Linked DNA regions of Homo sapiens: all the other regions are linked to region 2. A link is a loop called in an ENCODE intact Hi-C map of the cell type or tissue named here. Cell type or tissue: mammary epithelial cell. All regions are shown on one strand. Each heading gives the region's core, and the rest is flanking DNA. Links, peaks and the distances in the headings are about the cores only. Region 1 has its middle 12 kb from the start of NPAS4. Region 2 overlaps TOP6BL (TOP6B like initiator of meiotic double strand breaks). Region 3 overlaps SPTBN2 (spectrin beta, non-erythrocytic 2). Region 4 has its middle 11 kb from the start of CTSF.

What was found. Hi-C counts contacts between places; a loop is a spot of excess contacts. Peaks named below come from ENCODE experiments on the same cell type or tissue, not always from the same donor. Only the 100,000 strongest peaks of a DNase experiment are listed, where the experiment ranks them.
Region 1: it touches region 2 in a loop (18-fold over the local background); 49 of 110 quality-filtered maps call a loop at or near these places.
Region 3: it touches region 2 in a loop (19-fold over the local background); 105 of 110 quality-filtered maps call a loop at or near these places.
Region 4: a loop joins it to region 2, with 14 times the contacts of the local background. A loop is called at or near these places in 47 of 110 quality-filtered maps.

Annotation. Positions count from the first base shown.
Region 1 is chr11:66,405,112-66,412,553 of GRCh38, forward strand. It overlaps a transcript of NPAS4 not described here. Among named protein-coding and RNA genes, the nearest start is that of NPAS4, 12 kb to the right of the region's middle. RefSeq lists a silencer at 3,790-3,849. In mammary epithelial cell, for the core only: a CTCF peak has its summit at 3,504 (motif pointing right); DNase peaks (open chromatin) are centred at 3,520 and 3,920; H3K4me3 peaks cover 311 bases.
Region 2 is chr11:66,831,238-66,838,679 of GRCh38, forward strand. TOP6BL (TOP6B like initiator of meiotic double strand breaks) reads left to right here. Exons shown (of 15, transcript NM_001302084.2): 13 at 7,133-7,208. Among named protein-coding and RNA genes, the nearest start is that of RCE1, 8.5 kb to the right of the region's middle. In mammary epithelial cell, for the core only: a CTCF peak has its summit at 3,201; no DNase peak of the experiment used is centred there; H3K27ac peaks cover 321 bases.
Region 3 is chr11:66,690,381-66,697,822 of GRCh38, forward strand. It overlaps SPTBN2 (spectrin beta, non-erythrocytic 2), which reads right to left. Exons shown (of 38, transcript NM_006946.4): 21 at 5,897-6,160; 22 at 3,759-3,983; 23 at 3,392-3,481; 24 at 2,806-3,066; 25 at 2,590-2,720; 26 at 2,156-2,360; 27 at 904-1,278. Among named protein-coding and RNA genes, the nearest start is that of RBM4B, 16 kb to the left of the region's middle. RefSeq lists an enhancer at 4,437-4,937. In mammary epithelial cell, for the core only: a CTCF peak has its summit at 4,521; a DNase peak (open chromatin) is centred at 4,551.
Region 4 is chr11:66,575,622-66,583,063 of GRCh38, forward strand. No RefSeq gene overlaps it. Among named protein-coding and RNA genes, the nearest start is that of CTSF, 11 kb to the left of the region's middle. RefSeq lists an enhancer at 3,095-3,908. In mammary epithelial cell, for the core only: a CTCF peak has its summit at 3,532 (motif pointing right); a DNase peak (open chromatin) is centred at 3,640.

The DNA of each region.
Region 1 (7,442 bases), core at 1,177-6,176, 430 kb before region 2:
AAGGTGGAGAACTGATAGAGAGTACAGATGGTGGTTCATATTTTAAGTCCACAAGTTACAGGATATCAAGATGGAATTGGGATTGAACCAAAGAAGGTTGAATAATACCCAGAAATGGGTGTGATGACTGAGCTACTATGTTCTCTTTTAAGGAGTGTGATATGGCTTGGATCTGTGTCCCCACCGAATCTCATGTCGGAGGTGGGGCCTGGTGGAGGTGACTGGACCAGGTGGGTGAAGTTCTCATGCATGGGTTAGCGCCGTCCCCTCCATGTTGTTCTCTTGTGATAGTAAGTGAGTGAGATCTGGTTGTTTAAAAGTGTGTAGCGCCTCTCCCTGCTCTCTCTTCCTCCTGCTCCAGTCCTGTGAAGAAGCCTGATCCCACTTTGCCTTCCACCATGATTGTAAGTTCCCTGAGGCCTCCCCAGAAGCAGATGCTGCCATACTTCCTGTACAGCCTTCGGAAGCATGAGCCGATTAAACCTATTTTCTTATCATTTACCCAGTCTCAGTTATTCCTTTATAGCAGTACAAGAACAGACTAATACAGAGTGACTTAGTACTTTTATCTTTGTATGAGAAAGAGAGAGTTTTTGTGTTGGGGCCGGATGGTGGTTGATGTCATTGTTTGGATGTTTGAGGATGAGGGCACAAATGAATGTTGAGTGTCTGAAAGGGTGGGATTCGGCAGGCGTGGTAAATTGGTTAACTCACGATCTCTCCCAATCTCTTTCCAGTGTGCTTTCCTGTTCTTCAGATTCTACAAAGAGAAACACTCTGTTTCCCAGACTTGCTTACAGCAAGGGACTTAGATCCCGCCAGCCAGAGGCACTCCCGTGAGATGGGCAGCTGTGCAGGAGGCATCTGTCCTGCCGTGCAATGCTCAGGCACAACCAGTTTTGGAGCCAACAGTCCTGACATTGACTTTCTATCCCTCAGACGCCAGCCAAGGCAGTGCATTCCTGGAATCAACGCTCTCAATAGCAGCTTCCCAATCCTTGGCCAAAGTGATGTCACTCAGAGCCAGCGGTTAGGACAGAGGATTCTCCAGCCTCAGATTGCGGCAGAGTTCACAGTACCCTGGGGTGGGCTGATTCTGCAGGGTTGTTTTTTATGTCATTTCTGAAGGTCCAATTAATAGCCCATTTCTCCAGCTCTTCCAATTATTTTATAAACACTAAAACCCTATACAGAATCCCTTAATGCTTAAAATGGTAAGAGTGGTTTCTGCAATAGAACCCTGATCGATACAGCAATAAATAGTATCCACAATGACTTATCAATAAGGAAAAGGAAAAAGAGAGAGAAAATTAAGTAAAAGACATGAATATTCCAGAGGGAAAAAATAAGAATGTTCTATAAACTTGAAAAGATGTTCAACCCCATCAGTATTAAGGGCAACCACAACGAGATACATTTTCACATCCACCAGATCAACAGTTTTGATGATGCCCCTAAGTAGTCCTGAAGCAGTGCCTCCCAACCTCTCTCACCTAATGGTGCACAGAGAAAGCCATAGAATGTTATCAGCACAGGCTGGGCACTGTGGCTCACACCTGTAATCCTGGCACTTTGGGAGGCCGAGGTGGGGGGATCACTTGAGGTCAGGAGTTTGAGACCAGCCTGGCCAACATGGTGAAACCCCATCTCTACTAAAAATACAAAAATTGGCCAGGTGTGGTGGTAGGCACCTGTAATCCAGCTATTTGGGAAGCTGAGACAGGAGAATCGCTTGAATTCAGGAGGTGGGGGTTGTAGTGATCTGAGATCGCACCACTGCACTCCAGCCTGGGTGACAGAGTGAGACATCATCTGAAAAAAAAAAAAGAAAAAAGAAAATACAAGCCAGTAAGAACAAGCTATCAACAGCCTCCAAAGACTTACATAAGATCAGTATTTCTGCAAGAAAATCAAGAAAGCAATAGACCCAAGAAGATTCATTGAAAAACAACGCCAACCCGTTAAGAACAGCAAGCAAAGAGGAGGCATTTTTCTCACTAAATAGTAGATACGTACAAGGGTTCCACCACAGCAGGAAGATTACATCGTAAGACAACAACATTCAAACACGAAACACAGTATATATAAAATTAGAGATATTGCTGGGTGCAGTGGCTCATGCCTATAATCACAGCACTTTGGGAGGCCCAGGCAGGCGGATAACCTGAGATCGGGAGTTTGAGACCAGCCTGGCCAACATGGTGAAACCCCGTTCCTACTAAAAAATACAAAAATTAGCTGCACCTGCAATCCCAGCTACTTGGGAGGCTGACCCAGGAGAGCTGCTTTAATCCAGGAGGTGGAGGTTGCAGTGAGTGAGCCGAGATTGTATCACTGCACTCCAGCCTGGGCAACAAGAGCAAAACTCCATCTCAAAATAAAATAAAATAAAATTAGAGATATTGATAATTGGGGAGGAGGGGGAGAGACTGGAGCATCTAGCTCCTATGAACACCCAAAACGCTGGAAGATAGGGAGACCCCCTGACCCTCTCCTGACTGTGGGCTGCTTGGTTTGTTAACGGTGGAGTAGCTTAGGATGGGCTCCTTCGTTCATCCTAAGGAGCAGGGGCTCACAGAGATGTGTTGGACTCACTTTCACCCTGCTACCTCATCCTAAAAAGCTCTGGGTCAGAGGCCCAGAGACCTGAGTTCCACCCTTGGCTGTCTGAAACCTCCGGAAAACCATTTCACTTCTCCCAGTCTCAGTCTCCTTATCTGTACATGGGAATGATTTTAATGCTCACTGTCCTGCTTATCTCAAGAGACTGTGAGGCTGGTCAAAAGAGACAAGGGGTGTGGAAGTGAAAGGGCCCAAGAGCACTTTTCACAGTCTTGAGTGCAGGAGGCCGTTCTGCCCCGTGCTGCTATGGGATCTTAGGCAAAGCCACAACTTCTTTCGGCTTCAGTTTTTCTCACTTTAAAATGATAATAGGCCAGGAGCGGTGGTTCACGTCTGTAATCCCAGCACTTTGGGAGGCTGAGGCAGGCAGATTGCTTGAGTCTAGGAGTTCGAGACCAGCCTGGGCAACATGGCAACACCCCATCTCTACTAAAAATACAAAAATTAACTGGGTGTGGTGGTGCGCGCCTGTAATCCCAGCTACTCAGGAGGCTAAAGCGAGAGGATTGCTTGAACCCAGGAGACAGAGGCTGGAGTGAGCTGAGATCGCACCACTGCACTCCAGTCTTGATGACAGAGTGAGACCCTGTCTCAAAAAATAAGTAAAATAAAATGATAATAATATTCTGCATTACAGAGTTGCTGTGAGAATGGAGTAATACGAGGAAAGCACGTAGCAAGTGCCTAACACATGGAGCGCGCTCGCTGAACGTTAATCACAAGTGTGATTGATCACAAGTTAATCCTAAGTGGTAAGAATGAGTCCCGCGTTAATCAGGGTTCTGGTGTGAAAATTGCTGAGTTCTTTTATGCTCTTCCCCTCTTGCAGACGCCAGAGGGCGACATAGACGGCGGGACTCCAGCCGCCAAGCACGCCCGCCGCAGCCCCACAATCGGCCACGCGGTGGCGCTAAGCCACACAATGCTTGGTTTGCCGCAGGCTTTGGGGAGCAGAGGGCTGACCGGGGGAGAGCGGAGACCGGGTAAGGGGGGCCTTGGGAGCCAGGGAGCCCTGAACCAGAGGGTCAAGGACCCCTGGACGGAGTATTCCCCGGGCTCCCGGGACACAACAAGATCAGCTGGGAATGAATGGGTCCTGGGCTTTTGGGAATCTGAGTGGGGCATCCCTTCCTCCGGGCGCCGGGCTGCACCCCCTTACCCTGGGCAGCCGCGGGGCCGTGACGCCTGGCGGAGGGGGCGCGCATCTCGGCGCGCGCCGGTCTTCGCAGTGGCTCATTCATCGCCGCCGAGGCACGCCGTTGCCATGGGGACGTGATGCAGGCGCGGGGAGCGGGAGGGAGAGGGAGGCCCCGGGTGACGTCCGCGCTCTTCTCGCAGCTAGTCTCCCGCGGCCTCCCAATTCTTGCCTAATTTGGAAGAGAGCCGCAGCCCTTCTGCTGATGCGCGCGCGCTGGCGCCTTTTTAAGGCAACTGGCGGAGTGGCGGCTCCACCAGAGCCTGGGAGCTGCCCCCGCCCCCGAGCCGCGAGCCCCGCGCCGGGCCGGGGAGTCCCCGGCGCCACACGCCCCCACCACCCCCATCTTAGCGCCCCCCACCCTCTATGGAGACATTTCAACCAGGGAGAAGGGAAGTCCTGCCCTTGCCCCTCGCCCCCGCCCTGCTCCTCCAACAGGGGAGACTTCTGTCCAAACCTTGGAAAGAAACGAGATGCCAGGCCTAGCGCCTTCGGGGATCCTCTCTGGACAAGGCCACAGGGTGAAAACACCAGGTGAGGACTTCACTACCCTTGGGGCCACCATGGGACCCTGGAGACCTTTGCCTCCCTCCAGGCGCCCCCGACCCCTTAAACTTTTTCTCCCTGAGCTCAGCCTGGAGCAGAGTTAGGATCCTGGGAAAGCCCCTTACCAGTTGCTCCAACCCCCTCCTTAAACTGGAAGGGAAACTGAGGCCCAGAGAAAAGTAGTGATTGACTAGGGCCACATGGCACGTTCCTAGAGGAAGAGCATGGGCCAGAACCCACAGATGCTGACCTCCTGGCCAGAGGTCAAGGCATTCCTTATGGTTGAGCATAGCCAGCCCCGTGTGCCAGTATCCAGCCCCTGCCCTGCACCAAGCAGAGGGGCTGGACACCTCTGTCATGGCACCAGCTGCCTCTCCTTCCCCAGCACAGTCTGGACCTGGGCGGACTTTTTGGAAAAGCTTCTGGATGCCACGGACTCCACGACCAACCAACTAGGTTGCTGCTGCTTGCAAACATCGCCTCCATTGAAGGATTCCTGCAGCCACCAGCTCTGGAACTTTCTGGAACCAAACATTTCCCCAGACTGCCTACAAGGACCAATTGGCCTCTGGATGTAGGTGTGGCCTGCAGGGGTCCGGCAGGGCTCCCCAGAGTCAAGTGGACCCAGCCCTTTGGACCCCCTGCCCGGTCCTATTGACCTCTGCTCTCTCCCTGCAGCACTTCCTGGAGGCGTTTGACCGGGACCTGGGAGGGCAGCTGAGAAGTGCCTGACCATTCTCAAGGAGCTGCGTGGATTCCAGACATCTCTGGGCTGGTCTCTGGACCGGGATGGGGGACCCAGAGGTGGAGCCGAACACACAAGCAGCACTTGAGGGCTCCGAGGGTGGCAAGGAGAGAAGTTCCTGCTCTGGTACAGCCCTGGGACCTTGAAAGGTGCTTCAACAGAGCGTCCACTCCCAGCGCCTAGCTCTGGGACCTTGAATGGTGCTTTAACAGAGCGTCTGCTCCCAGCGCCAAGCCCTCAGTGCAGAGGGGGAGACTCAGGCGGCCCTCAGACACAATTCGCCAAGGTCGCACAGCAAGTCAGGGTGCCGCTAAGACTAGGACCTACAGCTCTGCCTCCTGGCCCAGGCTCCTCAGCACCTGGGCCCCAGAGGACAGCCTGTGGGAGGCCCACATGGCCACTGCACCATGAACCAAGGACCTGGTCCGGGTCCACCTCCACCAAGTGCTGGCCGTGTGTCACTGGGGTCACTCCACTCTCTGCATTAGGTCTCAGTCATCCAAGACCATCTTTCAAGGGCCGTCACTCCAATTATGAGTCTGGGATTTTCTGAAATTGAGCATTTTGGCCAGGCTGTGGGGTCCCTCTATGACTGCCTGTAAGACACTGCCAAGGGGACTTTCTTCCTTTCACCAGACTGAAGCTAAGAAGTGCTGGAGACAGCAGTTGCTTTAGCCACAGGCTGTGTAGACCACCTGAGGATGACCTGGGGGTCTGTTTTGTGCACCTTGGAACCCATCGGATCCCTCCAATGGTGAGTCCCCTGGTGTACCCAGCACCAAGCTGTGAGAACGACCCCCAACGGGTTGGGTGGAAGAAGCAAAACTACAGGCTCAGTCCCAGTACTTACTCCCCTGTGTCCACACAGGCCAGGTCTCCAGGGTCCCTGCCCATCCAGGGCTGAGAACGTGGTCCTCTGGGAGCCTTCAGGCCCACTCGGACCCCAGCATTGGGCAATGGGCTCATCCCTACCTGAAACTGGGGCTTGGGGTTGCAGCATTCAACTTCCAAAGCCCAAGAGGCACTGGGACAGGTGGCCCAGCAGGCTCAGAGATGCTCAAGTGCCAGAGGTTGGGAGGGCCCTTTGAGGCTAAGGGGTCTGACCCACTGCCATTTTGCAAATACAAAAACTGAGGCCCAGGGAGGGAGAGAGGTTTGCAGAACACGCCCAGCAGGCTAGTGGTAGAGCTGGGAACAGAATCTGCATCTTCTGCTGCTCCTATTCAGAACTATTCCCCTGCACCAAACATAATCCGCTGACATCTAGACTGAGCTCAGCTCGTCTTCTTCCTGGACCTTGGACTCCTTGGCAGAAGGCTCTCCCAACTCACAGCCTGTCAGGGATGGCAATTCAGGGGCTTTCCCTTCAACCTGATGGTCCTTTCCACCAAAGCTTCCTGGTGCTCCTCCCCTCCCACCAGTGCTCAGCCCTTCTTGGCTTCAGAAGCTGCTCCATCAGCAGCCGTAAGGGTCACTCTCCCCTGCTCACCATGGTTCACCCAACTCCCTGTGGTTCCCGCGTTCCCCAGCATGGGGAGCACCATTCTCCCTGCTCGTGGGGGTCTCCTCTTTGTTGCCCCTCGGCCCAGTCCCTGACCTTCTCTGACCACTGGAGCCTTAAATCCCATCAGTCTTTCCTGGGACCCCCGGACTGTTCCCTGTAGATTTCCTCTCTGTTGGCCCAGGGCCTGTGAGAGTAATGATGGCTGGCATGTCATAGGGCTGCTGTGAGGTTTTCATGAATTAATACACTCATCAGGTACACAAGGTGTGGGTAGGTGCCTCATCTGTAAACTCCTATGTTACGAGCTGTGCCCTGATAGTAACAAGGAGAGACTTGAAGCTGGAGCCTCTGGAGGCTGAGGTATCTGTTGGTGGAAGGGGAAGAAAGGAGGTGCCAGCCTGGAGGAGTTTTTAGTAATGGGAGATAATGGGAGCCACAAGGGTCTTAAGCTGGGAAGAACATGGTCAGGTTGGCTTCCGGAAGAATGGCAAGGGGAGCTGGGCTGCTGAGCACCAGAAGGGTGTGTTGGGCCCGGCCCGGGACCTCCGTCTCTGGCTTTGGTGAGCAGTGGAGGGGGCAGCTGCTGCCCGGGGAAGGAGCCTGCTGGGGCCCGAGCCAGAGCCCTGAGGGGCACTTTATGTGCATCCCTCCACTTCTCCAGGCTGCAGCCTTAGCCTGGTTTACTCCATCTGGTGCTCTCAGACCTGGCCTGGATCAAAGCTGCCGGTGGGTACCCAGGCTATTTCTACACTTGCAGTGCCAGGACATGTGCTGCCTCCTGAACCAGCCCCTGCCGTCTCTGCATAGCCTTGTTCAAAATTATATTTTTC
Region 2 (7,442 bases), core at 751-5,750:
AGCTCTTTCACTCCTAGGTATTTACCCAAGAGAAATGAGAACATATCTCCACACAAAGAATCATACACAAATCTTCATGGCACTTTTGTTATAGCCCCAAAAATGAGAAACAACCCAGTATCAACAGGTAAATGGATAAAAAAATTGTAGTAGATTCATATAAAGGAACACTATGTGGCAATAAAAGGAAAGAACTATTGATACACACAGTGACATGGATGAATCTCTGAATAGCATGGCAAGTGAAAAAATCAAAAACTAAAGGAGTACATACTGTTTGATTGCACTTACATATAATTCTATAAAATGCCAACTAATCTACACAGGTCAGTGGTTACTAGAGGATGGGAGGTGGGAGAGTTGGAATGATTATAAAGGGCAGCAGGATGCTTGCAGGGAGATGAATATGTTCATTATGTTGATTGTGTGATGGTTTCACAGGTATGCACATGTGTACTTAAAAATTGTACATTTTCGGCCGGGTGCGGTGGCTCACGCCTGTAATCCCAGCACTTTGGGAGGCTGAGGCGAGTGGATCACGAGGTCAAGAGTTCAAGGCCAGCCTGGCTAAGATGGTGAAACCCCATCTCTACTAAAAATATAAAAAAAATTAGCTGGGCATGGTGGCAGGCAACTATAATCCCAACTACTTGGGTGGCTGAGGCAGGAGAATTGCTTGAACCCGGGCGGCAGAAGTTGCAGCGAGCTGAGATCATGCCACTGTACTCCAGCCTGGGCAACAGAGTGAGACTCTGTCTCAAAAAAAAAAAAAAAAAAAACAAAAAATTGTACATTTTCTATGTATGCAGTTTACTCTGTCAGTTTATATCTCAACAGTTATAACAAGTATGGACACTTTCTTTTTTTTTTCTTTTTTTGAGACGGAGTCTCACTCTGTCGCCCAGGCTGGAGTGCAGTGGCGTGATCTCGGCTCACTGCAAGCTCCACCCCCCGGGTTCACACCATTCTCCTGCCTCAGCCTCCTGAGTAGCTGGGACTACAGGCACCTGCCACCATGCCCGACTAATTGTTTTTTCTATTTTTAGTAAAGACGGAGTTTCACTGTGTTGGCCAGGATGGTCTTGATCTCCTGACCTCGTGATCCTCCGGCCTCGGCCTCCCAAAGTGCTGGGATTACAGGCATGAGCCACCGCGCTATGGACACTGTTTCTGAGAAAATGAGTAACAGGGCCTTTGGTACCTCCTCTGCATCTGCTCTGCCCCTTGTACTTCTGCTTTCCTGATTGGGTGGGGAAGTTTAGGTGCCCAGGCACCCAAGGATCAAAGCATCTTATGGACTTTACCATCCTCCTCTTCAGTGTGATTAGAGAGGCACAGAGCAGCAGTAAAGCCGTTAGTGCTCCCTTCACCACCCCTTCCATGGCTGGCTGTGCCTTCTACGATGCACTTCCCAGGAACGTGTCCACTGTTCCTTTCAGCTGCTTCACCGCAAATACTCTTGCCAGTTTCCCTCGGACTTGGAAAGCCGCTGTCCACGCCTTGCGCAAATAAAGCTAAAATCCATTGTATCAGTTTCCTGGGATGCTGTCAGAAATTAACATCAACTTGAAGGTTTAAGAACAATCCAAATTTATTGTGTCACAGTTCTGGAGGCCAGAAGTCCAAAATCAAGGTGTTGGCAGGGCCACACTCCTTCCAAAGTTTCTAGAGGAGAGTGCTTCCTTGTCTTGCCTCTTCTAGCTTCTGATAAAAACTGTACCTTGGTTTCTTGTAGTTTGCATAACTCCAAACTGTAACTCCATCTTCACATTGCTTTCTCCCTGTCTCTCAAATCTTTCTGCCTTTTTTTTTTTTTTTTTTTTTTTTTGACACCGAGTCTTGCTCTGTCGCCCAGACTGGAGTGCAGTGGCAACGATCTTGGCTCACTGCAACCTCCGCCTCCTGGGTTCAAGTGATTCTCCTGCCTCAGCCTCCCGAGTAGCTGGGATTACAGGCGCCTACCACCATGCCCAACTAATTTTTGTATTTTTAGTAGAGACGGGGTTTTGCCATGTTGGCCAGGCTGGTCTCGAACTCCTAGCCTTAGGTGATCTGGCTGCTTTGGCCTCCCAAAGTGCTGGGATTACAGGCAGGTAATTAGGGATTTAGGGCCCACCCTAAATCCAGGCTAATCCTGTCTTGCGATCTGGAATTACATGTGCAAAGACTTTTCTCAAATAAGCTCACATTCACAAATTCTGGGGGTTAGGATTTGGACATATTTGGGGTGGGGGAGAATGCAGTTCACTACAGCCATCCACATCTTCAGCTTTCTAGGGACAGGTTCAGGGTAAGGCATGTGCTGTTATCATAGGACCCAGGATATAAGCGCAGAGGGACTCCTCAGGATCTAGGAGTGCTTCAGCCTCTGAAGTACTTTTACTTGGGCCTCTGTGGTATCCCAGTAAGACCTAAAAAAGATAATCTGGGCCAGGTGCGGTGGCTCACTCCTGTAATCTCAGCACTTTGGGAGGGCAAGGCAGGTGGATCACTTGAGGTCAGGAGTTTGAAACCTGCCTGGCAAACATGGCAAAATTCCGTCTCTACTAAAAATAAAAAAATTAGCCAGGCCTGTTGGCACACCCTTGTAGTCCCAGCTACTCAGGAGGGTGAGACATGAGAATCGCTTGAATCTAGGGGGCGGAGGTTGCAGTGAGCCAAGATCATGCCACTGCACTCCAGCCTGGGTGACACAGCAAGACTCTGTCTCAAAAAAAAAAAAAGATCTGACCTCTTTTACCCTGTTCTTTTGCTATAGTCATGGCTCATAGCCTCAGGGCCATTCATAGCCCAATTAATTTGGCATATGGCTAGTGAACTCAAGGTCTTACCAGTAGTCATAGGTCTTGGAAAGAAGGAACACTTACTGAATCCCTAATCTGTGCCGAGATTTTCACTTTAATCTCTGCAAAGATGTTATAAATTAGGTCATAGTTTTCCCATTTTACAGATGAGGAAACTGATTACAGAACTTTCATAATTTGCCCAGAATCACAGTCAGTAAATAGCAAGGCTAGAATTTGTACCGAGAGCTCCCGGCTCTGAAACCTGGTAATATTGTTAACACAGAGGACTAGGTTGCAAGCCCAGGGCAGATGAGTGATCCAGGTCATTGAGTAGAACCCATGATTCTCCACTCAACATCCTCTGGTAATGGCCATTTAGTGATAAATAACTTGTTAGTGGTACAAGAGTGGCACCCAGTGGCTTCAGCTAGAACTACAAGACTAAGGATGATAGGTCAAATTCTTTGACCTCTGGGCCATTCTGTTTCCATTTCTAAACAGGAAAGGTAGAATAGCTGACCTCTTGAGTAACAGGGAAGAAAACCATCTATTATATGCTTTATTGAGAAACTGAAAAAATGAGGGAGTGTGTATTCAGAGTGAACATATTCAGGGAAAGGTCATGCAGGAATGGAGAAGGTATTATTTTTGTTTTTATTTTTTTAGAAACAGGTTCCCGCTATGTTGCCCGGGCTGGAGTGCAGTGACTATTCATAGGTGTGATCATGGTGCACTACAGCCTCGAACTCCTGGGCTTAAGTGATCCTCCTGTGTCAGCCTCCTGAGTAACTGGAACTACAGGCGTGCATCACTGCACCTGGCGAGGAGTGGATATTTTAAGCCTGAATGTTTGAACAGAGACAGTGGGCCAGGAAGGAGTGAACAAGATAGTACTCCAGGGTTTAGTGTCATAGATATATGTAGGGACTGAGAACTTAAACCCAGAATGAGCAGGAGTAGTATCAAGGAGGCAATTTTCTAAGGAAAGGCATTGTTTCCGGCGGGTCGGGGGAGGGGGTAGACTAGAAATAAATGTCCCATAGAATGTTAAATCCAAGGTGTATTCTGAGGTCAGGGCTGTCTTATCTGGGGGACCAGGTGATGAATGAAGGGTGTGCAAGGCTACCAGAGAGGCCCAGAGCTTCATATCTCAATGCGGGTAGTTCCTTGATAAGACCAATTTCAAGATAGGAGAAAGATTTATCTATGACACGAGATTTTCCAAGCTAAAGCCAAAAAAAAAACCAAGTTCTGTCTCAAGATAAAAATATTTAGAAAATATCCTGTTTCTTTCTTTATGTCTTTAGAATTATTTTTGCCCCTCCTATGTTCCTTGGAATATAATTACTTGGGAACTAAAACTTGTTTTAGTAAACAATATATGATAGATCTCTCATGGAGATAATTCATATACCATAAAATTTACCACTTTAAAGAATAAAACTCATTGATTTTAAGTATATTCACTGTGCTGTGCAGCCATCGCCACTAAAATTACAGAACATCTCCATCATGCCATTAGCAGTACCTATTCGCAGTGAGTCCCAGTTCCCCTCTCCCTTCAACCCCTGGCAACCACTAGTATGCTTCCCATCTCTGTGGATTTGCCTATTCTGGACACTTCATATAGATGGGACCATACAACATGGGCCTTTATGTGCCTTCTTTCATTTAGCATGTTTCTAAGGCTCATCTATGTTGTACCATATAACAATTTCATCCATTCTTTATGGCTGAATAATAATCCATTGTATTGATATACCACATTTTATCCATTAATTAGTTGATGAACACAAGTTTTTTCCACTTTTCGGCTATTATGAATATGCTGTTACGAACAGCATATTTGTGTGGACATGCTTGTAACTGTCTTGGGTATATATCTAGGAGTAGAATTGCTGAGTCATATGATAACACTATGTTCTAACTTTTTAAAGAACTTTCGAGCTGATTTCCACAGTCTGCATCATTTTACATTCCTGCCAGCACTGTGTGATGGTTCCAATTTCTCTATACCCTCATTAACTGTTGTCATTGTTTTTCTTACTGCCATTCTAGTGCATGTGAAGTAATTTCGTGGTTTTGATTTGCATTTCTCTAGTGAATACTGATGCTGAGTATCTTTTCCATGTGCTTATTGGCCATTTGTATATCTTCTTTGAAGAAAGGTCTATTCAAATCTTTTGCCCATTTGCTGTTGTTGTTGTTGTTGAGACGGAGTCTCACTCTGTTGCCCAGGCTGGAGTGCAGTGGCGCTATCTCGGCTCACTGCAAGCTCCACCTCCCGGATTCACACCATTCTCCTGCCTCAAGTAGCTGGGACTTACAGGCGCCCACTACCACGCCCGGCTAATTTTTTGTATTTTTAGTGGAGACGGGGTTTCACAATGTTAGCCAGGATGGTCTCAATCTCCTGATTTTGTGATCCGCCCACCTCGGCCTCCCAAAGTGTAGGGATTACAGACGTGAGCCACCGTGCCTGGCCCTCTTTTGCCCATTTTTAAATTGGTTTGTTAAATTATTGAGTTATGAGAGTTCTTTACCTTGGGCCAGGCAAGGTGGCTCACACTTGTAATCCCAGCACTTTGGGAGGCGGAGGTGGGAGGATCGCTTGAGCCCAGGAGTTTGAGACCAGCCTGGGCAACATAGTGAGACCTCGTCACTACAGAAAATATGATTTTTTTTTTTTTTTTTTGAGATGGAGTCTTGCCCTGCCACCCAGGCTGGAGTGAAGTGGAGCATTCTCAGCTCACTGCAACCTCTACCTCCCGGGTTCAAGTGATTCTCCTGCCTCAGCCTCCTGAGTAGCTGGGATTACAGGTGTGCGCCACCACGCCTGGCTAATTTTTGTATTTTCAGTAGAGACGGGGTTTCACCATGTCGGTCAGGCTGGTCTCAAACTCCTGACCTCATTATCTGCCTGGCTCAGTCTCCCAAAGTGCTGGGATTATAGGCGTGAGCTACCGTGCGTGGCCTATAAATAAATTTTAAAAAGAGTTCTTTAATTTGGGTAACAGTACCTTAGCAGGTATGATTTGTAAATGTCTTCTCCCATTCTTGTGGATTGACTTTTCACTTTTGTTCATAGGAAGCACAAATTTTATTTTATTTTTATTTTCTTGAGACAGAGTCTCACTCTGTCGCCCAGGCTGGAGTGCAGTGGTGTGATCTTGGCTCACTGCAAGCTCTGCCTTCTGGGTTCACGCCATTCTTCTGCCTCAGCCTACCGCATAGCTGGGACTACAGGCGCCTGCCACCACGCCTGGCTAATTTTTTTGTATTTGTAATAGAGACGGGGTTTCACTGTGTTAGCCAGGATGGTTTCAATCTCCTGACGTCATGATCCGCCTGCCTCGGCCTCCCAAAGTGCTGGGATTACAGGCTTGAGCCACTGCACCTGGCCGAGAAGCACAAATTTTTAATTTTTTTTTTTTTTTTTTGAGATGGAGTCTCACTCATCACCCAGACTGGAGTGCAATGGCGTGATCTCAGCTCACTGCAACATCCACCTCCCAGGTTCAAGCAATTTTCCTGCCTCAGCCTCCTGAGTAGCTGGGATTACAGGAGCCCACCACCACAGCCAGCTAATTTTTGTATTTTTAGTACAGGCGGAGTTTCACCATGTTGGCCAGGCTAGTCTCGAACTCCTTACCTCAGGTGATCTGCCTGCCTCGGCCTCCCAAAGTGCTGGGATTACAGGCATGAGCCACCGCGCCTGGCTATGAATTTTTAATTTTGAGGAAGAAGATACCTATTTTTATACATCTGTATTCTTGAAAAGGAGCTGGGAGGATTGGGTTCTGGTCTCAGTAAGAACCTCTTTTTCTCTGTCCAAATTATTGAACTAACCAGTGTGGCAGGGCTCTAGGAGGCTACCGATGACTACAGAATATACCCTGTGGCTTCCCAGGTTTGACTTTCTCAGTCAAACTTACCTGGTGTAAGGCACTCTGCTAGCTGTAAAGTGATAAAGGCATGATGGCCCTTGCCTTTGAAGGGATTTAGGGTGTAGAAAATGGACATTTGCACATTACTTGATGAATGGGCACACAGGATACTTGCAGAGTATGCAGAGCCCGAGGAATGGGCAGGCAGTAGCCAAGAGACTGGAGCTCAGAGAAGAAAGGATGTGCCGTGAATGGCCAGAGTGGAGAAGGATCCACAGAGGGAAACCTTGAAGACTGGAGGGTGGGTAGGGGGATTCATGAGCCAGGAGGAAGAGGGAGTTCCAGGTGAGGGCAGATAACCTTGTGAGGTCAGTGAAGCCACCAGGCACACTCCTGTTTCACTAGGGCTCGTTCATGTTTCTACAAAACTCACTTAGGACTTCTAATTTTTTTAAGCAGCTAACCCTAGAAAAAAAGGACTCAGCCCAGGGCACTGAGGACGCACCTGATAACAGCAGCCTGGAGCTCCTAGCAGGTAAGGTTTTAGCTTTTCAAGTGAGCCCTGGACTGCAGCAGAGGAAGTAAAAAACGTGAGTTCAAACTTTCAAACTATTCCACTGTACCTTCTACTACAGCGGCGTCCTTCTGCAATTTAGTGGGCTGTTGCTGCCACTGTGGGTCTTCAAGGCAGCAGCAGGTCTTCCCTCCCCAAGATGTTAGGACAGGACTAGAAATTTGTATTAAAGTCTGTGCAGTTACAGATAGCTGC
Region 3 (7,442 bases), core at 1,586-6,585, 140 kb before region 2:
ACAGCCAAAGAAGCAGGGGGAGGAGCCAGGGAGTGGGGGTGCTGGGAAAGATGAAGGCAGGGGCTGGCCACACTCTGCCCTGTTGGGTCTCATCTAGACACCTGGGCTTAACTGGGGGAGGATCTGGAAAAGAGCCATTGGCCAGTTGAACTTTCAGAGGCCTGTCTAGGATGTGATAGACCTTGGAGATTGCTAGAACGTGCTACTTAGCCTGAAAAGGGGATTCAGGCAGGGGCTGATGGGTTCTAGTGGTTGAAGGAAGGATCCATGCTTACTGAGTGTGAGCCTAGAGCTCAAGCCTGGGAAGCACTAACAGGCTGATTTAGCGCAGCATGAAGAGTCTCCTGGCCACTGGGAACCCCTGAAGACATCATGGGCTCTCAAGGGGGCTTGTCATCAAAAGTGTGAATGCAGTGGCTAGATGTCCCCTGCCAGAGATGTTTTCTTTCTTTTTGAGACGGAGTTTCGCTCTTGTTGCCCAGGCTGGAGTGCAGTGGAGGGATCTCAGCTCACTGCAACCTCCGCCTCCTGGGTTCAAGTGATTCTCCTGCCTCAGCCTCCTGAGTAGCTAGGATTACAGGCATGCGCCACCATGCCTGGCTAATTTTGTATTTTTAGTAGAGAAGGGGTTTCTCCATGTTGGTCAGGCTGGTCTCGAACTCCCAATCTCAGATGATCCGCCCTCCTCGGCCTCCCAAAGTGCTGGGATTACAGGCGAGAGCCACCGCGCCTGGCCAAACAGAGATGTTTTCTTGGAGCAATTTCCTCATCTCGAAATGGCCCTCGAAAGAGTGCCGTCCTCCCAGCATTTCTGAGCTCTACCCTAGCTCCTGGGAACTCTCCCCGGCATTTCCCCCATGGCCTCCTCTAAGCCTCCCCCACCTCCTCATGCTTGGGTCAGACCTGGGGGCTGAGGGCCTGAATGTCATGCTCGTAGGCACAGTGTCGGCGCTGCAGGGCCTCGGCAGCGTTGAGGTCGCGGCCAGTCCCGTCCGGAAGCTGCTGCTGCTTGTGCTGCACCCGCGCCAGGGCTTGGCGTGCCCCGTGCAGGAAGCGCTGCAGCTCGTACGCCGCGGCCAGCACCTGACCCCGTGTGTCCAGCAGCTCAAGCAGGTCAGCCCAGGCCTCGTTGAGACTGTCCTTCCACTCGGCCACGGTGGCCCGTGCAGCATGGCCCCCAGCAATGAGCCCATTGGCCAGCGCATTGGCGCTATCTACGCGCTCCTGACCGATGGTGCTTGTGTCCCGGGAGAACTCTCGGAATTTGTCTCGGAGCATCTGGTAGAGGAAGCAGATGGACAGACCATGCCGTGATGTTAGGGGATGTGGTCCCTGCCTGATGGAGCGAGTCCTCCACTCCAAACTCAGAACCCACCTCTCCCCGCTGCATGGGGGCCGGGACAGGTTTCTTCCCTGTGGTTAAGGAGTAGGTGCAGCTGCTTCCCACTGACCCTGTATTTGACAGACTCCCTCCACCCCCAGCAAAGGCGTTTCAAGGTGCTTGGGACCCTTAGGCTTCAGACAAGGATACCCTAACTATGGTCCATATTTCTGTACGACTGAGGGTCCAAGCCCCCAAACTGTCGGGGGGGTGGATCATACTCCGTTTTGTTGAATTCTGTTGAAAAGTGTGAGTGATAATTTCCTGTTTGCCCTTGTCTCAGCTCAGCTTCATGTCCCCTTTCTGTACAATTCTTCAAATTGTGTGTGTGTGTATGTATTTAGAGATGATAGGGTCTTGCTCTGGAGTGCACTAGCGCAATCACTGCAGTGTCGACCTCCCAGGCTCAAGAGATCCTCCCACCTCAGCCTCCTAAGTAGTTGGGCCTACAGGCATGCACGGCTGTGCCTGGCTAATAAAAAAAAATTTTTTTTGTAGAGATGGGGGGTCTCACTATGTTGCCCAGGCTGGTCTTGAACTCCTGGACTCAAGCAATCCTCCCATCTCAGCCTCCCAAGGTGCTAGGATTACAGGTGTGAGCCTATGCCCGGCCTCTTCAAATCATATACCTCAAAACCAGGAGGACAGTGCCTGCTCAGCCTGGTCTTGCCCCTTAGCCCCTCAGTGCTCTGCCTGGGACTAGGTCCTAGTCTCCCTGTGGGTCCTCCACTCTTCCCACGGTTGATCTGAGCTGGGTGCCCTCCCTACACTCACAGTCACATGCTCGTAGTCCTGGCCCAGCTCGTGGGAGGCCGCCACCACCTCGCGCTCCTGGATCCACTGTTCCAGGTCATCCAGCTCGCGGCGGAGCTGGCACAGCCGGAGGTGCTCCTGCAGGCGCTCCCGCCGCTCTCCAGCCAGCTCCTTCAGGCCGGCATACAGCTTGTCCACCTGGGCTTGGCGGATGGATATCCGAGTGCTGCAAGAAGAGTGAGGGAGGCACTGTGGGACTTAGGGGTGTAGCTCTGACCTCCGGTCTGTTCTGTGGAGCCCTGTCCCTCTGAGTCTCCCAACAGCTCGCCCACCCTGTGTTCCAGCTTTCTAGAAGGCTCCGTGCACACAGCACTGAAGGCTCCACATTCCCTGCACCTTCCTGTTCCTGCAGCCGGCTCCACCCCCAGGCTGGGCCGGGCTGCCGCTGCACCCACCTCTCTGGGTGCTCGTGGTCAATCATGTCCTGGCTGCTGGCCGCCAGCTGGTGGATGGTCTGCGCGTAGTCGGCCAGGGCTTGCTCCAGCACCTGGTGCTTCTTCACCTCTGCCTGGGCACTCAGCTCATCCTGGGGGAAGGGACAGTGGCATCCAGCATCAGGTCAGGGGAGGGCAGAACTGGTCACATACACTGGGCTCTGTCCTGGCCCTCACCTTGGCCTTCTCCTGGCCCATCATGTGTAATTCCTGCTCGCCCATCCAGGCCTCCGCCTCGGCGGCATCGCGGTAGAACTGCTGGGCTCGCAGGGCATCCTCCAGTCGCTTCCCTCGAAGTTCCAGCTCGTGGCCCAGGCGTTTCCACATTTCCTGCAGCTCAGCCAGCTCTGGACCTGCTGCTGCTGCACCTAGAGCACGCTGCCGCTCCCTCAGGTCCGCGATCCGGGGCTCATGGCCCTGAATCTCTTTCTGCAGGGTCTGCCCATGGCCACAGAAGAGAAAATGCTGAAAGTCCTGCCCCAGCCCCACGTGCTCCCGGAGACCACCCTTCACCCCTGTGCCTCTCTCCTTCCTGGGTCCTCTGCTCCCTCTCCTAGCCTGGGGGTGCGATGGTAACACCCGTCAGCCGCCCAGCCCCCACTATCTCCTACTGAGAGGACCCACCCTCCCAAGGTGAGGAAAGACAGCCACTGAAGTCCAGGGTTACACTCAGCATCGAGGGGGGCCTGGTCTTAAGAAAAAACACGTCCAAGTCTGGGCAGGCTCCTGGGAACTTCTCTTTTGCCTTCAGCCTCTGCCTCACCTGGTTTTTCTTCATGAGAAGCTGGACGCTGGGCAGGTCCTTGCCATGCTCCATGGAGCTGGCCATGGGCAGCCGCTCTGTCACCCACAACTGGAAGAGGAAGAGGGGGTCAGTGGAGGCCCAGAGGGCAAGGCAAGCAGCAGGGACTGATTAGTGGGAGTGGGGACACCTGGGGCTACCGCCCTGTGTGTGGGGAACAGTCATCTCTGGTTCTGGGAGGCATCTCCAAGTCTCCCTATAGGGGAGATGGTCAATGCCAAAGAGAAGAGGGAATAGAGCCCTGCTGGCATCTCCCTGGCATCCAGGAGGGAGGCTGGAGAACCACATGGCTGGGGGCAGCTTGCCGTCCTTGGCCCCAGTGACTCACAATCTCATCTTCCACATCGCGGTGGAACTGGTGCTGCTCGCGAGAAGCCTGCAGGCGCCGGCAGCGTTCCCGCATGGGCTGGCACAAGGCCCTGAACTTCTCCTCCACGGCCCTCGAGGTTCTCTCCACCTCCCCTGCACCCTGGTCCTCCTGGGCCAGTGCTTTGGCCTGGGCCTGGATTGCCTCCACCTCCTTCTCTCTCACAGCCATCTCCCATTCCAGCATCTGCAAACCGCCAGGAGGAAGGACATGTTAGCTCTGCATTTCCGCCTTCATGCCCAGCAGAGACACCAACCAGTCTCTATCCAGCCCACTGTGGCTGCTCATCACTGCAGCTCACCCAGGGAGAGCATCCCCTCATGGGCTGGATCAGTGGATCTCGAACTTTATATGCACAAGAATCCAAGGGCAGGGGTTGAAAAAATCCCTATTGGGTACTGTGCTCACTACATGGGTGATGGGTTCAATTACACCCCAAACTTCAGCATCACACAATATAACTTATAACAAACCTGCACCCACACCCGCGAATCTAAAAGATTGAAATTAAAAAATCCAGGGTAGTGTGATAACTGTGCCCATTATCAATTCATTGTCTCTCCATCCCCAATCCATCGTGGCCCTGCTTTGAGACACTGGAACTGGCCCCTGGAAACATTCCTCCTTTGCCAGCAGGCACAATCTAGGCCTTGTCAGCAGAGGGCGCTGGAGGGACACCACAATGCCTAGCAGATGTGGGGCATTCCACGGTTCCAAGGTGCTTTTCTTCCTCCTACAGCAAAACTGTCCACAGTGCGCAAGAGATCCGGTGGCTCTTACTCTCTGGCAAGTTTTGCTGCACTCTAGTGGCCACTTCCTGCTGGCCAGCCTTGGCTTGCTGGCTTCAGACATGCTCTGGCCTGTGATACCCCAGCAAATTTCCAGGCCATTCAGTGGGCCTCCGCCCTCTCCAAGGAGGTCTGAGACTCAGCCATCTTGCTCCTTCCTGGGGGACTCCTCAACCCCAGAGGTGTCAGCTGCTCCCTACACTTCCCATTCTGCATTCTTCAGAGCAGGGACCAGCAAGTCCAGCCCACTGCCTAGCCTTATAAAGTTTTTATTGGACCACAGCTGCACCCCTTTTTAAAAAATTTTTTGAGACAAGTCTCGCTCTGCCACCCAGGCTGCAGTGCAGTGGCACGATCACAGCCCACTGCAGCCTCGACTCTCCAGGCTCAAACAATCTTCTCACCTCAGCCTCCTGAGTAGCTGGGACTACAGGCACACACCACCACCACGCCCAGCTAATTTTTGTAGTTTTTGTAGAGATGGGGTTTTGCCATGTTGCCCAGGCTAGTCTCAAAACTCCTGGACTCAAGTGATCCGGCCACCTCGGCCTCCCAAAGTGTTGGGATTACATGTGTGAGCCACCACACCTGGCCATACCCCTTATTTTACATATAATCCGCAGCTGCTTTTCCTTACAAGGGCAGAGTTGAAGGGCTGTGACATAGACCTTACGACCCATGAAGCCCCAAAAATTTACTATCTGGTGCTTTACTGAAAAAAGTTTTCTGACCCCTGCTATAGAGTTCTCTTTACCACCTTTTACTAATTTATACTTCTGTTTTTTTTTTTGAGACAGAGGCTTGCCCAGGCTGGAGTGCGATGGCATGATCACGGCTCACTGCAACCTCTGTCTCCTGGGTTCAAGCTATCCTCCTCCCTCAGCCCTCAGCCTCCCAAGTAGCTGGGATAACAGGCGTGCGCCACCACGCCTGGCTAATTTTTGTATTTTTAGTAGAGACGGGGTTTCACCATGTTGGCCAGGCTGGTCTTGAACTCCTGACCTCAAGCGACCTGCCTGCCTTGGCCTCCCAAAGTGCTGAGATTACAGGCATGAGCCACTGTGCCTGGCCTAATTAATATTTCTTTTTACTGAAGTTCTCATCGTCAAATTATTAGGGGGTCTGTCTCCTAACTCTAACCCTGACTGCGACATATCCCTAGAGATTCTGATACTGGCTGCCCAAAGAAATGACTCTGGGAAATGCTAGTGAAGGTGTTATCTGCCAGGCCTCAGCTGGCCTCCCAAATCTTGAAAGCTGCAGCCCCTTTCTTCTGCTGTTCACCATCCCCATCAAAGGCCCACAGCACACCTGCTGCTTCTTGAGCAGGATGTTGACGCTGGTGAGGTCCTTGCCGTAGTCATCCGAGTGCAGCTGGGCCTGCAGGCTCTCCAGCCAGCTCTCCAGGGCACAGCAGCTCTGGGCAAACAGCTCAGCTCGGTTGGCATCAAAGAGGCTGCGGGCCTTGGCTTGGGTGGTGGTCTCCAGCTCGTCCCAGCGCCTGTGCAGGTCTCTCAGCTTCTCCGACACCAGGGCTTTCAGCTCTGGCTTCTCAAGGGTGAGCTCTCGCCCTTCCTGGAAGGCAGGACAGAAAATGTCAAAGTGCCCAAATTAGCCTGAACTTTAGAGGCTGAGAGCAGACCAGGGGCCTTACGGGCAGTAGAGACCTGAAGTGTGGGCAATAATTCCAAGTCCTTGTGTGTTCTTATCGACACACTCTTCACGGAGGTTTAAAATCCCTTCTAAACTGCTGTTCCCTCACTGCTGATGAACCCCACTCCTCCTTCAAGACCCAGCTCAAACAGCATTTCAACGAGGAAGCCCTTGCACTCTCTTTAGTTTGGGTTCCTTGGTGCCTGTGGTTTCTGGCACCACACTGCACATTGACTTGAGTTATTTGCCATCATTTTGTATTTCTCAACTCATTACTCTTCACTTCAGTGATAGCAAGTTGAGTCCCACCTGGTTTCCCCACTTCCAGCTTTTCTGCTTGAGGATTTCTGTGTCTGGGGTGGTGAGGGAAGTGTGCTCTCTTGAACTGTGTGGAAGGCAAATTGGAAGAGCCACAGAGTTAACAAGCCCAGAAGCAGCCCTCAACCAGTGACAGACAGGGAGCTGATGGATAAACACACAGCATCCTTGTGCCGTGGCTGTGAGAGTGCTGTGTTCTGTGTTCCATCTACACCCCCGCAGAATGCCCCATGAGGGTTGGGCTCCTGATGCCCATGGGGGTAACTGGCATGACTTCTGTCCCTTCTCATGGCTCCACCCCCCTACTGATCATTCCCGGGGACACCTCCCTAGAATCACTGTTTCAGGGTCTGCTTCTAGGGGAACACAAACCCAGACACTGCCTTCAGGCCATTTTGCAGGTGGCTGTGGCTGTCAGGATGGAGAGCATCAAAGGCTAGCACTGCCTGGGTAGCTTCACAACCCTGAGCACAATCAACACTTGGAAGCACACGCATGTGGTGGTCAGGACTTCCCGGGGCTTCTCTCCCACCTCTTCTTCCATGGGGCCCTGCACACATTCTGTGCTGCTGCTGGACTCACTCACCCCCTTGCTCCCAAACAGGCACTGCCTACCACTGGTTTTCTGTTTGGTTTTCTCTACCTGGAAACATCTTTTCCTCCATATCTCCACTTGTCCAAATTCTACTCATCCTCCATGGACTGCCCTGGATGTTGCTGCTTCTAGAATTTCCATATCTCCTCTCTCCTTATTCCCCAGGCTTCAACGGGGCCACTCTCACAGCACTCATCAGATTCTGCTCTGGATTCGATTTAGCTACCTGCATATATGCCTCATATCCTGGCTACAGTGTTGTTCCTTCAGGGTGGAGCCTACCATGGGATC
Region 4 (7,442 bases), core at 822-5,821, 260 kb before region 2:
ACATTTTATTACCCAATCTGCTCCCGACATTAAATAAAAATCCAAAAATTAAATTCTGGCCCTCAAACCCCAAAACAGGACTTAATTAACCTCGCCTTCAAGGTGTACAATAATAGGGGCAGCCAAGTAGCAACATATTTCTGAGTTGCAATTCCTTGCCTCCACTGTGAGACAAACCCCAGCCACATCTCCAGCACACAAGAACTTCCAAACGCCTAAACCGCAGTGGCCAGGCGTTCCTCCAGAACCACCTTCTCCAGGAGCTTGCTACAAGTGCCAGAAATCTAGCCACCAGGCCAAGGAATGCCCGCAGCCTGGGATTCCTCCTAAGCCGTGTCCCACCTGTGTGGGACCCCACTGGAAATCGGATTGTTCAACTCACCTGGAAGCCAGTCCCAGAGCCCCTGGAACTCTGACCCTAGGCTCTCTGACTGACTCCTTCCCAGATCTTCTTGGCTTAGCAGCTGAAGACTGACACTGCCCGATCTCCTCGGAAGCCTACAAGACCATCACAGACGCTCTAGGTAACTCTCACAGTGGAGGGTAAATCTATCCCCTTCTTAATCAATACGGAGGCTACCCACTCCACATTACCTTCTTTTCAAAGGCCTGTTTCCCTTGCCTCCATAACTGTTGTGGGTATTGACGGCCAGGCTTCTAAACCTCTTAAAACTCCCCAACTCTGGTGCCAACTTAGACAATACTCTTTTAAGCACTCCTTTTACTTATCCCCACCTGCCCAGTTCCCTTATTAGGCCGAGACACTTCAACTAAATTATCTGCTTCCCTGACTATTCCTGGAGTACAACTACATCTCATTGCTGCCCTTCTTCCCAATCCAAAGCCTCCTTTGTGTCCTCCTCTTGTATCCCCCCACCTTAACCCACAAGTGTAAGATACCTCTACTTCCTCCTTGGAGACCGATCACGCACCCGTTACCATCTCATTAAAACCGAATCACCCTTACCCCGCTCAATGCCAAGATCCCATCCCACAGCACGCTTTAAAAGGATTAAAGCCTGTTATCACTCGCCTGCTACAGCATGGCCTTTTAAAGCCTATAAACTCTCCTTACAATTCCCCCATTTTACCTGTCCTAGAACCAGCAAAAGCTCCCCTGCTGAGTACCTTGTGACCCCCACTCTGCCCGCCAGAGAACAACCCCCTTTGACTGTAATTTTCCTTTATCTACCCAAATCCTATAAAACGGCCCCACCCTTATCTCCCTTCGCTGACTCTCTTTTTGGACTCAGCCCGCCTGCACCCAGGTGAAATAAACAGCCATGTTGCTCACACAAAGACTGTTCGGTGGTCTCTTCACACGGACACGCATGAAAATCTGCAGCAATTTTTACAAGAGAGTGGAGGGCCCAGCAAGCTCAGTCGGTAGAGCATGAGACGCTTACATGGGAGTAAAGTTTAATTTATTTTGTTTTTCTTTCTCTCTCTTTTTTTTTTTCTTTTGAGAGGGAGTCTTGCTAATTTACACCATTCTCCTGCCTCAGCCTCCTGAGTAGGTGGGACTACAGGCGCCCACCACAACACCCAGCTAATTTTTTGTATTTTTTTAGTAGAAACAGGGTTTCACTGTGTTAGCCAAGATGGTCTTGATCTCCTGACCTCGTGATCCGCCCGTCTCGGCCTCCCAAACTGCTGCAAACTGCTGGGATTACAGGCGTGAGCCACCACACTGGGCCTTCTTTTTTTTTTTTTTTTTTAAAGACAGGCTCTTGCCAAACACGGTGGCTCATGCCTATAATCCCAGCACTTTGGGAGGCCAAGGCAGGTGGATCACCTGAGGTCAGGAGTTCGAGACCAGCCTGGCCAACATGGCAAACCCTGCGTCTACTAAAAATACAAAAATTAGCCAGGGGTGGTGGCATGCACCTCTAACCCCAGCTACTCAGAAGGCTGAGGCAGGAGAATCACTTCAACCCAAGAGGCAGAGGTTGCAGTGAGCTGAGATTGCACCACTGCACTCCAGCCTGGGAGATGGAGCAAGACTTTGTCTCAAAAAAAAAAAAGTTGCCAGGTGTGGTGGTGGGTGCCTCTAATCCCAGCTACTTGAGAGGCTGAGGCAGGAGGATTGCTTGAGCCCACAAGTCCAACCTAGGCAACACAGAGAAACCTGCATCTCTCTTAAATAAAAAATTTTAAAAGAGGGTAAAATCATAGCCTTTGGAGTCAGACTGACCAACCTGGGTTCTAATTCTGGTTCTGCCTCTTCGAATTGACTATGTGACCATGAGCAAGTTACTTTGTTTTTGGAGCCTATTTGTACATACAGAAAGAGCACCTGGCCTGATTAGGCTCTTCTGATCTTTAGTAGACATGAGCCAGGCATGCTGGACACCCTGCAGTGTTTGGGACAGTCCTGCAAAACAGATCATTGTTCCATGTCCTGCACAACTTTCTAATGTCCTATAAGTTATTTACATGAGTGGAAAACCTGCTTATAGTTATGAGCTGAAAACCCTAACTCTGTTAGTTATGTAAACACATTATATTATATACACAGTTTTAGTATATACTGAATTTTCCAGGAATGTAGCTAAATGTAAATCAAAAGAATTTTCCTTACATGAGCTCAGATCTTTACAAGGAGTCATTCACCATTCACAAGATCATGTCTCTGAAGTTAACATGCCTGTATCAGTCTGTATTTAAGAGTGGTCCCAAGCCAGGCTCACACCTGTAATCACAGCTGCTTGGGAGGCCAAAGAGGGAGGATCACTTGAGGCCAGGAGTTCAAGACCAGCCTGGGAAACATAATGAGATTTCATCTGAAAAAAGAAAAGAAAGAAAGAAGGAATGAAGGAAGGAAGGAAGAGAAAACAAAAAAGAGAACAGTCCCACTTCACAATGACCATTTCAGATGTCTTCTAGTGTGATCCTGACCAAGGCTGTGCATATGGAAATGTAGATTTCTTTCTTTCTTTTTTTCTTGAGATGGAGTCTTGTTCTGTCACCCAGGCTGGAGTGGAATGGCGCGATCTCTGCTTGCTGCAACCTCCACCTCCCAGGTTCAAGTGATTCTCCTGCCTCAGATTCCCTAGTAGCTGGGATTACAGGTACGCAGCATCACCACACATGGCTAATTTTTGTATTTTTAGTAGAGACGGTGTTTCACCATATTGGCCAGGCTGGTCTGGAACTCTCCACCTCAAGTGATCCACCTGCCTCAACTTCCCAAAATGCTGGGATTACAGGTGTGTGCCACTGAGGCCGGCCAATATTTCACTATTATATTATTATTGTTATTATTTATTATTATTATTTTAGTAGAGATGGAGTTTTGCCATGTTGCCGAGGCAGGTTTCCAACTCCTGGGCTCAAGTGATCCGCTGCCTCGGCCTCCCAAAGTGCTGGGATTACAGGCGTGCGCCACCGCGCCCGGCCTACCTCTTTCTTTTGAGGCCACCCCTTCTTCCCACCGCTAAGCGTTCCAGAATCCACAGTGATTAATTCGTCCGAAAGAGCAGGGGAGTGAGGGAGGACTGGATTCTGAGGGTGCTGGCAGAACAACTGGAGTCGGGGGTCCACGGCGGTCATGACTATCGACACACGGTGGCGCTGTTGAGGCTCGGTCCTGCGCATTCCCGAGTGTCAGGAGCCCTGGAAGAAGTTGCAGGCTTCTCACCTCCCACGCAGCCACTGCACTCCGAAGCGCAACCACTGAGTCAGGGAGGCAGGGCCAGAGAGGAGTTTGGCATCACCGGATAAAAATCAGCCGTAATTTACATCCCCTACGTGTGGCTAAAAGTTAAAATGGACAGATCTGGGTCCTGCGCTTCACACCACCTACATAGCATCAACGCCTGGATGTCAAACTTAGCCAGAGCTGCGTATTGTTTTCATCCTCACCCGTCCTCAGGAATCTCCCATCCCAGCATATGGCATCACTATTCCCCCAGCTCTTCAGTCCAGAGAATTGGAAATGTCATTGATTCTTCCTTTGCCTTCATGCCGCACGTCTAGCCCATCTCCAAGTGCCCTGGAGTCCAGCCCTCCCCCCAATATCTCTCCAATCTGTCCACTTCTCCCCATTCCCGTAGCCGCCGCTTATGACCAAGCCCTCACCATTGCTTGCCTGACCGAATCCACTCCTGCCTCCAACAAGCTCCTCTGCAGGCCACAGCTGGAGGGACCTCCTTAAACATAAACCGGCCGGCACGGTGGCTCACGCCTGTAATTCCAGCGCTTTGGGAGGTCAAGGCAGGTGGATCGCCTGAGGTCAGCAGTTCAAGACCAGCCTGGCCAACATGGTGAAACCCTATCCCTACTAAAAATACAAAAATTAGCTGGGCATGGTGGCGCACACCTGTAATCCCAGCTACTGGGGAGGCTGAGGCAGGAGAATTGCTTAAACCCGGGAAGCAGAGGTTGCAGTGAGGGGAGATCCTGACACTGCACTCCAGCCTGCACAAGAGAGCAAAACTCTGCCTCAAAAACAACGATTGCCGGGCACAGTGGCTCACTCCTGAAATCCCAGCACTTTGGGAGGCCGAGGTGGGCGGATCACGAGGTCAGGTGTTTGAGACCAGCCTGGCCAACATAGTGAAACCCCGTCTCTACTAAAAATACAAAAAATTAGCTGGGCATGGTGGAGGGCGCCTGTAATCTCGGCTACTTGGGAGGCTGAGGCAGGAGAATCGCTTGAAGCCGGGAGGCAGAGTTTGCAGAGAGCCGAAATCGTGCCACTGCACTCCAGCCTGGGCAACAGAGCGAGACTCCATCTCAAAAAAAAAAAAAATTACAATATCACATTACTTAAGATGGGGTATAGGTGAATTTGATCAAGTATGATAAGGTTGGGGCTCCCAAGAGGGACTAAGGTCAACAAGGGTGAAAAAATGGCACGGCTTGGCCCTTAGTTGGTTTGCCCTAATATTTGTAGAATGAATGAATGGATGGGGATGGATGGGCATATGAATGGATAGAATGGATAGATGGATAGAAGGATAGACATTCCAGGCCCCAGGCTGGAGTGCAGTGGCGCAATCTCGGCTCACTGCAACCTCTGCCTCCCAGGTTCAAGCGATTCTCCTGCCTCAGCCTCCCAAGTAGCTGGGACTACAGGCACCCACCACCATGCATGGCTAATTTTTTGTATTTTTAGTAGAGATGGGGTTTCACTGTGTTAGCCAGGATGGTCTTGATCTTCTGACCTGGTGATCCGCCCACCTCGGCCTCCCAGAGTGCTGGGATTACAGCTGTGAGCCACCGCGCCTGACCATGGGCCTCATGTTTTGAGACCAGACTTCTTTCCTGGACTGAATTCATCTCAGGGACTGTCCCTTAGCCTTGCGTGGGCAGCTCTGATCCACCTCCAGATCTTCCTGCTGAATCACGTCAAGAGTTAGATTGGGATACTGACTTTCCCCACCTCCACTCCCACCCCTAAAAGCCCCAGGGCCTCATACACAAATGGATTCACATCCTCCTCACTACTTTCTTTGCCAAGATCTCAGGCTATAGCACTTTAGAGCTTTCCAAAAGCTTCCTGTTACACCATAATCCCAGAATGACCTCTAACTCACTTCACCTTTGCATAACTCAGAGGAGACATTCAACAACAATCATAATAATACTCAGCTAGTGCTTGCTTTGGGCTCAGTGCGAAATCCTTCTCAGGAATTATCTTTTAATTTAAAAAGGTCATCTTAGGTGGTCTGAGGCCTGCAGACCTAGGAGGGCATGACATCTTAACAATTAAATCCCTGCCTTAACCAGCTGGCAAGTCGTCATTTGGAGGTTTGGTCAGATTTACGTATATTGATTTAAAACCTGAAGCTAGTCACACACCTGGACTAACACCACCATCTGTGGGGTGGGGGTGGGTACAAGTGTGGAAGCCTGTGATGCAAGAGCTGCAAGAAATCTGTCTGGGCCGGATGTGGGGGGCCCATGCCTGTAATCCCAGCACTTTGGGAGGCCAAGGTGGGAGGATTGCTTGAGGTCAGGGGTTTGAGGCCAGGCTGGGCAACATAGTGAGACTCTGTCTCTACAAAAAAAAATTTTTTTTCTTTTTGAGATTAAAGTCTCACTCTGTTGCCCAGGTTGGAGTGCAGCAGCACAATCTCAGCTCACTCCAACCTCCGCCTCCCAGGTTCAAGCGATTCTCCTGCCTCAGCCTCTGGAGTAACTGGGATTACAAGCATGAGCCACCATGCCTGGCTAATTTTTCTCTTTTTTTTTTTTTTTTTAGACAGAGTCTCACTCTGTCACCCAGGCTGGAGTGCAGTGGTGCCATCTCAGCTAACTGCAACCTCCGCCTCCTGGGTTCAAGCGATTCTCCCGCCTCAGCCTCCCGAGTAGCTGGGACTATAGGTGCGCACCACTACACCTGGCTAATTTTTTGAGTTTTTAGTAGAGACAGGGTTTCGCCATGTTGGCCATGCTGGTCTCGAACTCCTGACCTCAAGTGATCCACCTGCCTCGGCCTCCCAAAGTGCTAGGTTTACAGGTGTGAACCACTGCACCCACCCTAATTTTTGTATTTTTAGCAGAGATGGAGTTTCACCATGTTGCCCATGCTGGTCTCAAACTCCTGACCTCAAGTGACCCACCCCACCTCAGCCTCGCAAAGTGCTGGGATTATGGGCCTGAGTCGTTGTGCCCAGCCTACAAAAAAAGTATTTTTTTTTTGAGATGGAGTCTCGCTCTGTTGCCCAGGCTGGAATGCAGTGGCGCCATCTCAGCTCATTGCAAACTCTGCCTCCCGGGTTCACGCCATTCTCCTGCCTCAGCCTCCTGATTAGCTGGGACTACAGGCGCCCGCCACCACACCAGACTAATTTTTTGTATTTTTAGTAGAGACGGGGTTTCACCGTGTTAGCATGTTAGCCAGGATGGTCTTGATCTCCTGACCTATGATCCACCTGCCTCGGCCTCCCAAAATGCTGGGATTATAGGTGTGAGCCACCACGCCCAGCCCAAAAAAATTTTCTTAAAGAAAATGGAAAAATTATAAATTCTCTCTCTCTCTGTTTTTGCCATATCTGTGGAGTCCTGATGTTAGAAATGCTTCTTCCCCAGTGCCACAAAGAAATAGCACTTGAACATAAATTTAATTTTCTCAGCAAGGCCATTTTTACTTCCTGCAGAAAGGGTATACTCGCCAGCAGTTTTGCCACGAGAGTGCACTGAACAAAGGAGACTGGGTTGTTTATAACCTGATGGATCCACCCTACTGCTGTGTCCAATTTCCATTGGCTGGAAGAGGACCTCACATTCTGTATTTGTCCCGATTGGCTAGCAACTTAGAACTTTCTAAAAGAGGCAAAGGCAGAGAACAAAGGAAGAAGGAAGTAACTTGTGGAATGCTGAGAAAGGTAAAAACACCTCCAAATAAGGAGGAGGAACAGGCTATGACCTAATGCTTGCTTGGACCAGTATAAGCATGGCAGGGCAAGTATTTAGGCTAAATTGTGGGAGCTAAG